Linked DNA regions of Mus musculus: region 2 is linked to region 1. Evidence: chromatin loops called from intact Hi-C (ENCODE). Cell type or tissue: heart. All regions are shown on one strand. Links, peaks and the distances in the headings refer to the core of each region. The heading gives the core; the rest is flanking DNA.

What was found. Peaks named below come from ENCODE experiments on the same cell type or tissue, not always from the same donor. Only the 100,000 strongest peaks of a DNase experiment are listed, where the experiment ranks them.
Region 2: it touches region 1 in a loop (4-fold over the local background); 8 of 42 quality-filtered maps call a loop at or near these places.

Annotation. Positions count from the first base shown.
Region 1 is chr8:84,063,352-84,070,134 of GRCm38, reverse strand. Rfx1 (regulatory factor X, 1 (influences HLA class II expression)) reads right to left here and starts at 3,299. Exons shown (of 21, transcript NM_009055.4): 1 at 3,087-3,299. In heart, for the core only: no CTCF peak of the experiment used is centred there; DNase peaks (open chromatin) are centred at 2,784 and 3,434; H3K4me3 peaks cover 2,275 bases; H3K27ac peaks cover 2,044 bases.
Region 2 is chr8:84,008,496-84,015,278 of GRCm38, reverse strand. It overlaps Misp3 (MISP family member 3), which reads left to right and starts at 3,559. Exons shown (of 3, transcript NM_001291292.1): 1 at 3,559-4,138; 2 at 4,507-4,568; 3 at 4,787-5,051. The coding sequence starts at 3,595. The coding sequence ends at 4,801. It overlaps Mir1199 (microRNA 1199), which reads left to right and starts at 3,646; the gene lies at 3,646-3,764. In heart, for the core only: a CTCF peak has its summit at 2,904; DNase peaks (open chromatin) are centred at 2,588, 3,076 and 3,798; H3K4me3 peaks cover 1,737 bases; H3K27ac peaks cover 1,571 bases; H3K27me3 peaks cover 2,213 bases.

The DNA.
Region 1 (6,783 bases), core at 2,214-4,713:
TGGCTCTCAGTCTAATAAGACTCTATTCCCTCCTGTCTTGGGGCCTGTGCACCTTCTTTTCCCTACTGCCTAGCATTTTCTTCTAACCCTGTGCCCAGCCTAGCTCCTTAACATTCAGGCCACTTCCCCTGGTCACCATGTGCCCCTCCCCCATGCATTCTGAAGCCACTCTTTAATGTTCTTGCCACTGTGTAGCCCTGCCTTTATTCCTTAACAGTTTCTCTTCCCTGCTGAACTAGAAAGGCAAGCTCCAGAGAGGCACCCTTTATTCCCAGCTCCTAGGATGACGGCTCCTAGGATGAAGGGCATACACTGAAAGTTCACCACCACCCCTTCCTTTTTGGCAGTGGTAGGAATGGCACGCTGGGTCTTACACACACTAGACAAGTGTTCTCCATTGAACCCAAGCCCCCGGGCACTCAGCTCTCTCTGTGCACTGGGCATAGGTATGCAGCTGAATGAAGACAGTACTAGCGACTATGGAAGGAAGCCCAGTGGGAATGCTCTGACGACTGAGACTCCAGAGGAGGCTGCAGCCAGGTGCTGGCTGACCCTGGGGCACTGTCATCCCTGCACAACAGGACCCACACATAAGAGACCCTCTCTAGTTCAGGGCTGTCAAGGAAGAAGGTGAGTCCTGGTTCCAGAATTCCCCTTCCCACCTTCTCCATAGCTCTGCCTCAGACCTACAGAGCTGGCAGCTGAGTCAAGACCTCTTCCCAGACAGCACTTTTCTTTCTGGCTACTCCCAGGAACAAAGGTCACTCAGGGGCAAGCAGATCGGGCAACACTTCTCCACAGAAAGTACAACTCTATGTCTGGCTTGGTGACACAGACCTGTCATCCTAGCTACTTAGGAATCCAAAGAAGCTCACAAGTTTAAGGCCTCCCTGGACAACTTAGCAGGGCCATGTCTCAAAATAAAAAGTAAAGGGGCCACTAAGGTAACTTAGCATGGAAAAGGTACCTGCTACTAAGTAAACACGTTCAGACCCATGGACTGAATGCTGGAAGGACAGAGCCGACCCCCACTAGCTGTCCCCCGCTCCACAAGAATGCTGTGCGACCCACGTGTGCTCATGTAGACACAGACACATGAAATAAGGAAATAAATGTAGATGCTTTACATGTAAAAGGTATACTGAGGGCTGGGTGAATAGCTCAGAGCAGAGCCTGTGCTTAGTCTGGGGGCGTCTTAGGTTCAATTCCCGGAAAACAAGAGAGCTGAACTCCTTACTAGAGCTTCCTCCTGTCAGCTCACAGCAACAGGCGTCTCTCTCTGACAAAATGATAAAACAACACCAACAGCTAATTCCGACGACTGGACAGGAAGTGACCGTCATCTTAACGGCAGCTGACATCACTTGAACACCACTGTGTATTTGATGTTTAGTATGTGACATATTTTGGGAGATACACACAGTAACGTGAAGTTAAAACGATTTGTGTCTCTAGATGAGAGCATATGGACACCCCCCCTCCCCCAGTGACTGGATTCACTCAAGAACACACAGGTAGAATTATAAAAAGCTCAGGCAGTGCCAATCTTCCCCAGCCAAATGACCCTTCTGAGCCCTTCAACTGTGACAATTACTGGAAAGGACGAGGCCAAAGCAGTCACAGAATCAATGCCATCACTTTCTGCTCCAAGGTCGGCCTTCCCTGATAGGAGGTGAAGGCTTTTTTTAAAAAGCAACCTAGCTAACTCCAGCCAGCATCTTCCTCAAAGTTAATCCTCATAGCCTTGAACTTGAAGACCCTTTGACGGGTGTAGGAAAAGTCCCTACAACTGGGAGTCCTTGTTTCCTTGCTTAATTTCCAATGGAAAAGTCGACCCCCTTAAGAGGGCTGCAGTGTATGCCAGTGCCAAGTGCAACGACCTGGCTGCCCATGCAGCCAATAAGAACTGCCATGGCTGATGGAGTTCTGGGACACCCCCTACACACCCCCTACACACACACACACACACACACACACACACACACACACACACAACACACGAAGGTCCTGCACTAACAAATGTCTCTCCTTGCCTCTGATGCTATACCGGCTCCTGGCGCGTGGGACCTGTACCACCTTATGACATGTGACCCTCTTGATACTGGCCTGACTGACTGACTGGCCAAGAGATGTGGCTTGAGGAATCTAAGACAGCTCCACTGGCTTGCTGTTTCCACAGGTGACCACCTTAATAGCTACGGAGAAACCCCCAATCACCAGAAACAAGTGCCCGATACCGGCACCAACCTAGGGATGAGACAGCACACCAGAGAACAATTTGGGATCCTCTACATCTCTGGCCAAAGATCACATCTCTCCAGGAGGAGATTCAACTTCTGACAACTAAATCCCCCAAATTAAAGCCAATCTTATTGAAACTTGGCCATCTCTTCACATCCTCTGGGGTTTAAGAGTGAGGGTCACTTTGCAATCAACACAAACAAGTTATCAAGTCTCATTGATAAACAGTAGACCGGTGTGGTGTAAGATTCAAGGGTGAACCCTAGGGAAATTCTTTGGAGGAATTTTAGAGTTAACTATACAGAAGGAGATGGCCACAATTCTTCCCATTTTATAGAAAGAAAAACAAAGGTCCGAGATGGAATAGTTGCACATCCGGGTTCTAATTCTCAGGCAGGTATGCACCCCAAGCTGCTGCTCCTCATCCGGAACACCCGGACAGTCCCAGTGTCGGCGGCCGCACCCGACTCTGAGGGCGGAGAAACGCCAGGCCCCGCCCACCTCCCAGTCTCGCCCCGCCTCCGCGCGCTGTCATTGGTCCAGCCTCCGCAGACCCGCCTCCCCGCACCTCCCGACACATAAAAGCGCCCCCCGCCCCAGCCGCCCGACCTCCACTCGCCCGCGGCCTGCGAGCACCCGCCCCTCGCGGGGGCCGGGCTGCGGGTCCGGGGGCGGGTGGTGTCGCCCCGGCCGAACCCCGGCCCCCTCCCCCACAGTCCCGACACTCGCCGCCGCCATTTTGACCGCCCGCCCCTTCCCTCAGGACTGTACTCAAGCGACAGGCGCTGCGCGGGCCCGGCCGCCCGCCCCGGCGCGCCCAGCTTGCCGGGCGCTGCCCCGGTTACCTCGGCTTCTCCGCACTTGTGTCCGCGGAAGGCTTTGAGGAGGTGCGTGGGCGCTGTGCAGAGGGGACCGAGCGCGCCGGGGTCCCCAGGCCGGGCCGGGGGCGTGGGGGTGGGGGGCGGCCGCAGTTGTTGTTGTTGACTGGCGTTGCTGGGTTGCTTGGTCGCCACGACTACCGTGGCTATGGCGCCTCCGTTTCCCTCACCGGGGCAACTGTTGCTACCCACCCTACTACGTCACACGCCAGGGCGGACCTCCAGGGCAGCGATTGGACGGCGCTGGGCGCTTCCAGCATGCTATTGGCTACCATCCACGCTTTTCAGTACCCTCTCGACTTCACCGAGCTCCGATTCCTCAGTTCGGACGTCCGTCAGAGAAAGCTAAACCCTAAAAGGCAAGCGAAGCCCGTCACTCGCGCGAGGAAGCAGCCCTGAGAATTACAAGGGGGTGGGATGCCGCTCCAAAGTCGGCTCTCTGGTTGGACTAACGAGAGATCAATCTCGTCCAAAAGTTTGTCGCGCTCTCTTGCACAGGTCCACGGGGCGTCGGGAGTTGTAGTTCGGTCCTACGTACCGATGAAAACCTCAAGACTTCCTCCTTGCTGGGCCACTCTCTTGCCTCTGGCGCTCATGTCCCCCAAGGAACGCAGCGACTCTGTGCTGCCCTTCTGTGACGTCAGCGGCGGAGGCCGAACTCGGAATTCGTTGACTTCACAGGCGCGTTCTCTTGGTCCAAGAGGGTTGAGAGAAATCGGCTGGTACGATTCTAGTCGGAGCCCCGGAAAGGTCACAGCCTGGCCGCGCCGCTATCTCGGCCACTCAGGCAGTGAAAAGGTCTCTGGCCAGCAGACATTTAATGAGAAGACGATAAGCAAAGGTCAGCGGCGTTTATCCCCAGTGCTCCCCGCCGCTCCGGGCCTCAGTTTCCCCAAGAGATAGGTCAGTTGCAGCCGGAGAAGGTGAAACAGAAATAGCTCCGAAGGGAGTGAGTGCTTCGAGCTCAGAAATTAATCATCAAGATAATATTCTAAAGCAGTTTTTTAAAATATCAATTAATGGGAAAAAGAAGACGCACGGAGAACCAAATGTCAAACAAATGCAGTCATTCTGCTGGCACCTAGGTTAGGGGAAAGTGGCTCTGTGTTCAAATATTTTTGTTTATTGAGTCAGGATTCTTTTCTAAATGAGATTCTAACTGCTTTTTCCACTAGGGAATATAAATAACTGTGAGAGAGATGATGAATATGTTAATTAGTTCCTTTATAGTAACCACTTTCGCTTTACCAATTGATTAATAGCCTATTGTCTACTTAAAAAATGTACAAAAATGTCCAAGATGGGTAGAGTGGCCATGTAGACACAGCTGCTTTGCAGGCTGAGGCAGATAGATTGCTTAGAACTGAGCTATAGAGCAAGTCCCAGCTCAAAACGATGTTTTTTGTTTTTTGGGTTTTTTTTTTTTTTGGTTTTGTTTTTTGGGTTTTTTTGAGACAAAGTTTTAGAGGCAGGGCTGGCTCCAAACCACCTCTGAAGTTGATGGTGACCACCTCCTAGCACTAGAGATTACAGGGGTGTACCACCACACCTTAAGTTTTGCCACCCCAAAACCTATAGAGTTGGGGATGGAGAAAGGCTCAAAGCTTGGAGCCTTCATTCCAGCTCTGCTGTGTTATATGGACAAAGTGACTCCACCTTTCTGAGCCCAATCCCCATACTTCTCATATGCAAAGTCCAGAATTATACATGTAGAAACAGACAAGTGTCTACCTTTGTCTTACCTATAATGTCAGAACCTCAATAAACAGAGTCATGCTTTAGACAGGCCCTGTAGTTGCTCTAACTGGAAAAGAGAGAAGGGAGAAAGAGGCTTCTGTGACCATTATTTTCTGAGGAGAGCCCCTCAAAATGTGGGGCGTGGGGCATGCACCACAAAACCTAGTAGAAGGAAGGCCTGGACCACTCTGCAGTCCAAGGCAGGAAGATGGAACATTTGAGGCCAGCCTATGTGAGAGCTGTTGTTAACATAAAAGTAAGAGGAAGGGGTCGAGAATAATCTCAAATAGTTAAGATCACTAGTTTCCAGAATCTACAAGGCAATTTGGGCTCACAACCACCTGTAACTCCAGTTTCAGGGAATCTGACACCCTCTTCTGGCTTCTGAGGACACCAGACACAGACATGTTGCACAGATATACATGCAGGCAAAATACCAGTACACGTAAAAAAAAATGTAATTGTTCTTAACATGCTTTTAAAAGTTTAAAAAAAAAGTGAGAACATATGTAGCTCACCAACAGAACACCTGCCTGAAGTCTACCATACAGGCTCTATCTGTGGCCCAGCTGTAGGATAGTCTCAGAATACCCCACTGAGGGGTTGGACATGTAGAAGGCATAATTGAGACCAGAAGTTCCATCTCCATACCACAAAACAAGATGAGACAGGGAATTGCAAAAATAAAAGAGGATGCCCACATCTGGTGGATGCACCTGGTTACCGGGCAATTCTACAGAGATGCAACATCCCAAGCAACTAAAGCATTCTCCCTGGTGACAGGTGAACACATACATGGTGGCTCCAAGGAATAGGGTTGCCCCACCTGCACCTGGAGATGCAGCACCCAGCTGTGTCCCTGGTCAGGCTTCCCATGTCACAAGTGTGAGCTTCAGCAGAAGGAAACACAGCTGTTCCCAGTCCCAAGAACCCACAAGCACTGAAAGACATCCAGGCCAGAGGGCACAGAAGCACACCTCAGCTGGCAGGGGAGCTTCACTCGTACCCCACTGCCACTTCTGTGAAGACTTGAGTTTCCAGATTACAGGAAGAATGCTTGTGCGAAGGGACCTAGAAGACTTGGTTGTACTTCCCATCATTCCCCAGCTCCCAGAAGACCCTGAACTCTGAAACAGGCAGAATCGAGGCCAGAAAGAATTTCTTCAACTGAAAAAGGAAGTTCATAGTGGTTTTCTGGTGACACACCCGGCCAGAACATGGGCCTGGTTCGAGCCTCTCGCCCACACAGCTGGTGCACCAGTTCACAGGAAGTGGAGGGGGTGGGGACACAAATTAGAGAGTGACAAGAAGGCATTGGTCTGGAGCTTGACTCGGTGGTAGAGAGCTTGCCTGGCATGCTCAAGGCCTGGATTTATCTCCAACATGAAAAAAAGGGATGTGAGGGAAGTCTCAGTGGATAAATCCCTTGCCTTGTGAATAAGCGGATCTGAATGTGATGTCAGTCCCGGAAAAGTGAAGAGCGGAGGGTTCTTAAGGCTTGATGGCCAGCTCACCGAGTCATTGAGCTCCATGCCACTGAGAAGCATGCGTGGGGACTGACAGCCAGTGGTGCCCTCTGCCCTCCATTTGAACACACACATACTCCTGCGCCTGAACGCTGTTGGGTAGCAGATTACAACCTTGCATCTTGGAAGAAAGTTTTTTTAAAGCACAGGATGGATGTTAAAAGAGAGATTAATCAATAAAGTGTTCTAGCCTGACATGGTGGTACATACCTTTAATCCCAGCACTCAAGAAGCAGAGAGACAGGCAGATCTCTTATATTTTCAATTCAAGGCCAGCCTGATCTACATGAGGAGTTCCAGGATAGTGAGACCCTGTCTATATTTGGGTTATCTAGAGAATATATATATATATAATGGGATTTCTTAGAATGCCTTACAGGCTGTGGTCCAACTAGACCAAC
Region 2 (6,783 bases), core at 1,450-3,949, 54 kb after region 1:
TGATGGAGCAGGGTCATTTGCTTGGGCATCAAGGGCCTGGACTGAGAGACCACAGCCATGAGGTGAAGTGATAAAGTACACCATGCCTCATAGACACAAAGTATTTGTTAAAGCAGCTTCCCAGGCTGGCCTCAAACTTACTGCATAGTCAAAGATAAGTTTCTGGCTCTCCTGCTTCTACCCCAAGTGTTGGGATCACAGGCATGGATGCACCACCATAGCAGTGCTGGGACAGACCCCTGGGCTTTGCGCATGCTAGAGAAGCCCTCTGCTGAGTCACGTCCTCAGTGCGTGTGCGTGTGCGTGTGTGTGTGTGCTCGCACGTGTGTGTGTTTGCCGCTCCCAAACACCCCTTCCTCAGAACCCCTCTCCAAGGGGGTTCCTCTCCAAGGCTGGTCCTTAGCATGTATGTGTATGTGTGTGTGTGTGTATGTATGTGTATAAGTGTGTATGTATGTGTATGAGTGTGTATGTATGTGTATGAGTGTGTATGAGTGTGTGTATGTATGTGTATGAGTGTGTATGTATGTGTATGTGTGTGTATGTGTGTATGTGTGTATGTATGTGTACATGTGTATGTATGTGTATGAGTGTGTATGTATATGAGTGTGTGTGTGTATGTGTATGTGTGTGTATGTATGTGTATGTGTGTATGTATGTGTATGTGTATGAGTGTGTATGTGTATGTGTGTGTATGTATGTGTACGTGTGTATGTGTGCATGTATGTGTACATGTGTATGTATGTGTATGTGTGTGTATGTATGTGTATGAGTATGTATGTATGTGTATGTGTATATATGTGTATAAGTGTGTTTGTATTTGTGTATGTATGTGTGTGTATTATGTGTATGTGTGTATGTATGTATGTGTGTATGAGTGTATATGTATGTGTATGAGTGTGTATGTATGTGTATGAGTGTGTATGTATGTGTATATATGTGTATAAGTGTTTATGTATGTGTATGTATGTGTACGTGTGCATGTATGTGTATAAGTGTGTATGTATGTATGTGTGTAAAAGTGTGTATGTATATGTATGAGTGTGTATGTATGTGTATGAGTGTTTATGTATGTGTATGTGTGTGTGTCCCTGACTAGGTAAAGACAAAGGTCAATGTCAAGAGTCTTCCTTTATCACTTTCCACCTCAGGTCTTTTGTTTATTTTTTGGTTTTATGGGGTTTCTCTGTGTAGCCCTGGCTGTCCTGGAATCCACTCTGTAGATCAGGCTGGCCTCAAACTCAGAGATCGGGCTGGAGAGATGGCTCAGCCGTTAAGAGCACTGATTGCTTTTCTGAAGGTCCTGAGTTCAAATCCCGACAACCACATGGTGGCTCACAACCATCCATAATGAGATCTGACGCCCTCTTCTGGTCTGTCTGAAGACAGTTACAGTGTACTTACATATAATAAATAAATAAATAAATCTTAAAAAAAAAAAAAACCCAAAACTCAGAGATCCACTGGCTTCTGCCTCCCAAGTGCTGAGATTAAAGGTATATGTCACCACTGCCCGGCTTCCACCTTAGTTTTTGAGACTTGGCTGAGCCTGGAGCTCATCTATGAGGCCAGACCAGGTGCCAGGGGGTTCCATGGATCCTCCTGTCCTCCTGTCTGTCCCCAGTCCTGTACATGGGCACTTTAAAACCAAGCCATCATCCCAGGCCTTAAACTTACTCTTGTTTAAAGATTTATTTGTTTTTATTTTATGTGTATCAGCCATGTGCCTGCACATGTATCTGTGCACCATGTTGGGACAGTGCCTGGGTTTGGGAGGAGGTCAGGTCCCATAAGGTTAGAGTTACAGATAGTGTGAACCATCCTGGTCATCTGGAAGAGCAGCCCGTGCTCTTAACTGATGAGCCATCTTTCCAACCCAAGAGGAGGCACCGTTTGAGGCTGGTTGTAAGAGAGGACAGACTGAAAAGGGTGACCAAGTAGTTGGGATTGTGTAGCCCTCTATTTCCATTTACTTTTTTGGTGAAGCAAGATCTGGAAATGCAGGTGTCCTGGAACTCATTACGGAGAATAGGGGCTGGCCTGAGACACCTCTACCTCTGCCTCCTGAGTGCTGGGATTAAAGGAGTGTGCCACCACTCTCTTAATCCCATTTAATCTTTCCATTTTCTTTAGGCAATTCTTTCTTCTAGGTTACTATAGAACACAGGGTGGGCCGGTTTTTGTGAAAGCCGGGTTCCACAAGGGCGAGTGGAAATGTCTCTACGAGTGGTTAGCCCTCACTCTGGGTCATCGACCCTGTCCCGAAACACAGATCGGGCACCAGACAAAGGTCGCTACTGCCTCCCGCTAACCCGGTGGCTCCTCTGCCCCATCTTGGGCCTCCTGGGCAAACTGGTCCAAGCTGACCGCCTTCCAGCCACAATTGCTCGGCTGAGGCCCGGAAGTCCTGTAATGTCTGTGCCCTCAAACACCGCTCATTCTAGCTGGACACTTGGCTGCCAATGCCTTGCGGGCTTTTCTGGAAGGTGGGGGTGGGGAATCTGCCCCAGGGTTTTGAGTGGCGGCAGCGCCGCTGCAAACCAGACAGAGCTGAGCAGCCCCGGGTAGCAGCAGCACCCAGTGCGGCGGCCCCGGGCGACCCTCGGGCTGGACTCGAGCTGTGTTGCCTCAGCGATCAGTGTGCAGAGAAGGCCCGGAGATCACGGGATAGGGGGCGGGGGGAAGGAGAGTGGTGTCGCTGGCCGCAGGCTGGCACTTGCTGACCTAGACTAGTGAGGTCAGCGAAAGACGACCGGGGAAACACTCTGTAAGGAGGCCGTGGTTCAGCGATCAGCGCGGCGCTCCGCTAGAGGTCAGGTCTCCGGAAAGTGATGAAAAAAAAAAAAAAAAAAAAAAAAGACCCCAGAATGCCAGCGTGGTACCAGAGGGAAAGGGCGACACATACCCCCTGGGTAGTGAGTTCAGGGAAGCCCTTTCCGAAGAAGCCACCCCTTCAGTCAACCCGTGTGTTCAGGTGGCGGGAATCCGGAGAGCAGTGGAGGCGCCCTGGCCCATAGGGCGGGTCCAGGGCCACTCGAATCCAGCTGGCAGGTGACGGGGGCGGTGCCCAGTCCTGCCCCCAGGGGATGTTCCTGGAGGCCAGAGGCGGGTCAAAGAAGAGTGCTGGCGACGCCTATGAACCTCGGGCGGCGGCTGTAACTACAGGTACTGCACAGGGCACCGTGTCCTACCTATTTGGGCATCTCAATTCGGCTCTGAGAACTAAAATTTTCAAAGGGCGCCTAACTCCAAACATCCATGTCCTCGGGTGTCCGAGAGTGGAGTCCTGGGGTCGCCTGAAGGCTACGTGTTCCGGGAGCCGCAGAGCCAGGGCACCGAGGGCTGCTGGGGGAGGCAGTGAGGTCCTGGAAACCTCTGGAGAGGAGCACTTGCAGACTCTGGAGCCAGAGAGCCAGGTCCCGCAGGTGCCAGTTGAGCACCGGACCGAGCGCCCGGGCGGTCCACAGCTGGGCCGCCTGGCACTAGTATAACGGAGGTACTGGGGCAGTTGTGCCCCTGTCTCGGCTCAGAGGCCTCCAGGTGTGTTTTCTACCGAAGCCCGCGGCATCCAAACCGGCGCCGGCGGAATTGCAGATGGAGACGCCCATCCAGCGCGAAATCCGCCGCAGCTGCGAGCGGGAGGAAAGCCTGCGCCGGAGCCGGGGTCTGAGTCCCGGTCGCGCGGGCGAGGAACTCATTGAGTTGCGCGTGCGGCCGGTGCTCAGTCGGCCCGGCTCCGGTACTCCGCTGCCGCGCGCCCTGGAGCGCGCTCGGGCGGGCGCGAAGATGCAACGGGACATCGAACGCGAGGCTCACAGGCAGGCGGCGCTGGCGAGCCCCGCGGTTCCGGAGCCTAGCGCCCGGCGGCGGCCGCAGCCGCTGGACGAACTCAAGCGCTTCTTTGAGGCTGCGGCGGAGGACGGCGCTGGCTTGCAGAGGCAGCCAGAGACCGGAGGCCGGCTGCACCCCGCCGTTCAGGACGGCTGTCCGGTACTGGGGCAGTTGCCACCGCTCGTTGCCCCGTCACTGCTGGAGCAGGAGGTGCGACGAGTGCGCGAGCGCGAGCGGGAGCTGCAGTTGCAGCGGCGCAGCATCTACGGCGACGCCGAGGTCCAGGAGCCAGCGCCGAGCCTCACCCGTAAGCGGTCCCCCTGGGCCCTAGAGCTCCAGCTGTCTCCACCTCCAGTGATCATTCATCTGTAGGCTTGCAGACCCTTAACTATTCTCCTGGGGGTTCACCTTCTTTTCTTCACTCCCACTCCTGGAGTGAGGATCCCCACATCCATCAGACCTTGGAACCTTGACTTCTGGCGTTCTCGGGTCCTCTGTAGTACTCGGGTGCCTCTCTACATTGAGTTTGCCTCATTCCTGTTCCTGGGTCCTCAGAACTGGGTGGAGGCCTTCATGGGGAAGAGGGGTGCACACCTGTATGTATATAAGGGGTGCGGCCATCCTCCAGCTGGCAAGAGGAGGGGCAGTCGCGGCTGAGTGTTCCTTCCCCCACAGCGAGCAGGGGAGATGGAAAATTGTCGGTGATCTGGCCTCCGCGGAGACGGGCCTCTGAGAAGGTGGGAGACTCCCTTTCCGATGCTTGTCGGTCTCCCAGCCCTCCCTGCAGCACCTGGGCACTGGGGTGGAGGGAGAAGGTGCCTCTTGGTCCCCTGGAGCGCCACTCTAACCCAAACTCAAAAGTCCTAGACGCGATCCAGAGAGTGAAGAGGAGGTGGAGGCCTAGAGGCCAAACTTCTCCCTGAGGGTGTTCTTTCTCTTCCCCTTTTCCTTCTAGGAGCGCAGACCCTGAGGTCTATGAAGGTTGGGACCTGCGGACAGAAGTAACATACCCTTTGGAGAACCAGGGTAGGGTTACTCTCCAGATCAGCAGAAGGCCTAGAGAGGGAAGGGCTAGCTTTCTTTAATGGCAACTTGAAATCCAGCCCATCTTTGATACTGACTATGGAATTAACCACCTTTCTCCATAAAATTCTCTAGTCTTCCTTGGAAACCCTGCAAAACCTATGAGTGAAACATAAAATAAACTCCTCCTCCCTTTACCTGGGCTTCAGTGCAAGCTATTTTCTACTGGGTCCTCCTTAGTCTGGGTGGGCGGAGGCTGGCAGGTGAAGAACGTTTGGAAAAGCCACCCAAGGATCCCGCCGGAATGTTGGAATTCAAAACGCGCTCTGGTCTCCTTGTTCTGGACTGACTGCGGACCCGGGCTTGGAGGCCAGGGCCCTACTGCCCCCTGGTGGTGAGAACGCAAAATGTTGCTCACCGGCCCACAGACTCCACTCTGGTATCCAGATGTCAGTTTTTATAGGCACCAAAACCATTCTGTGTTCAGGGAGCTGCTAGACCGAGGTGCTATGAAGTTGTATTTCCTGCTCTAGGGATATAAACAATAGTGTAAACATACTAGGGGTGGCTGGAGGGATGGTTTAGGGTAAGGAGTGCTTGCTATTCTTGCAAATGACCCGAGTTCAGTTCCGGGCATCTACATGGGAGGCTCACAACTGCTTATGTCCAGGAGAGCCATTGTCCACTTCTCTCCTCCAGGAAAATCTCAACATACATGGCACCCATTCGCACAAAATGCACACATATTCACATAAATTGAAATAAGGATAATTTTAAAAAAAGAAATACCAATGGTGGTGTTGAAGGATCAAGGACCTGGCAAGTGTTCTGGTGACCATCTTTGCTTGTTTCTTTTAAAACCGTGGCTTAAAAAAAAAAAAAAAAAGATAGAAAAAAGGCCGGGCGTGGTGGCGCACGCCTTTAATCCCAGCACTCGGGAGGCAGAGGCAGGTGGATTTCTGAGTTCGAGGCCAGCCTGGTCTACAAAGTGAGTTCCAGAACAGCCAGGGCTATAAAGAGAAACCCTGTCTCGAAAAACCAAAAAAAAAAAAAAAAAAAGATAAAACCGTGGCTTCGTATATCCCATATTGGCCTGAAATTCCCTTTGTGGTCGAGGGTGACCTAGAAAGTTTTAAAAGATTTATTTTTTGTATTCATGCTGTATGTATAAGTGTTTTGTTGGCTTGTATGTGTGTGTGTGCCTGTGTGTATGTGTGTGTGCCTGTGTGTATATGTGTGTGCCTATGTGTATGTGTGGGCCTGCAGAGGTGAGAAGAGAGTCAGATCCCTTGGAACTAGAGTTCCATGTGAGTGCTGAGAACTGAACCATGATCCTCCTAAAGTACTCTTAGCTGCCAAGCAACCTCTCTTTATTTTTAATTATAGGTGTGTGTTTGTTGGGGTATGTACATGAGAGTGCAGATATACAGATGCCCTCAGAGTCCAGAGAGACTGTTAGATCCCCCTAGAGCTGGAGCTACAGACAGCTGTGAACTACCAGAGATGGTGTTGGGAACTGGACCCAGGTCCTCTGCAATGGCTCTTAACCACTGAGCCATCTCTCCAGCCCCTGGAGCTGTTACTGAAACAGACAGTTCAGGACTGAAGAACTGACTCGGAAGTTAAGAGTGTCTGCCATGCTATGAAGATAGCACACGCTTTAATCCCAGCACTAAGGAGGCAGAGAAACAGGTGGATTTGAGTTCAAGGCCAGCCTGGTCTACTGAGCCGGTTCCAGTACAGCCAGGAAACTGAGAAACTCTTGGAAAACAGATGCTGCCCACCCAGATCCAGCTTTAGTTCCCAGCACATAACGCTGGGTGGCGCATACCTCCCATAGCGCCAGCTCCTAGAGGTCAGATAGCTGCTGGACGTCTCTGGCACCCTGGAATACACAGGCGAATACCTGAATACCCAGACTGTCCTGGA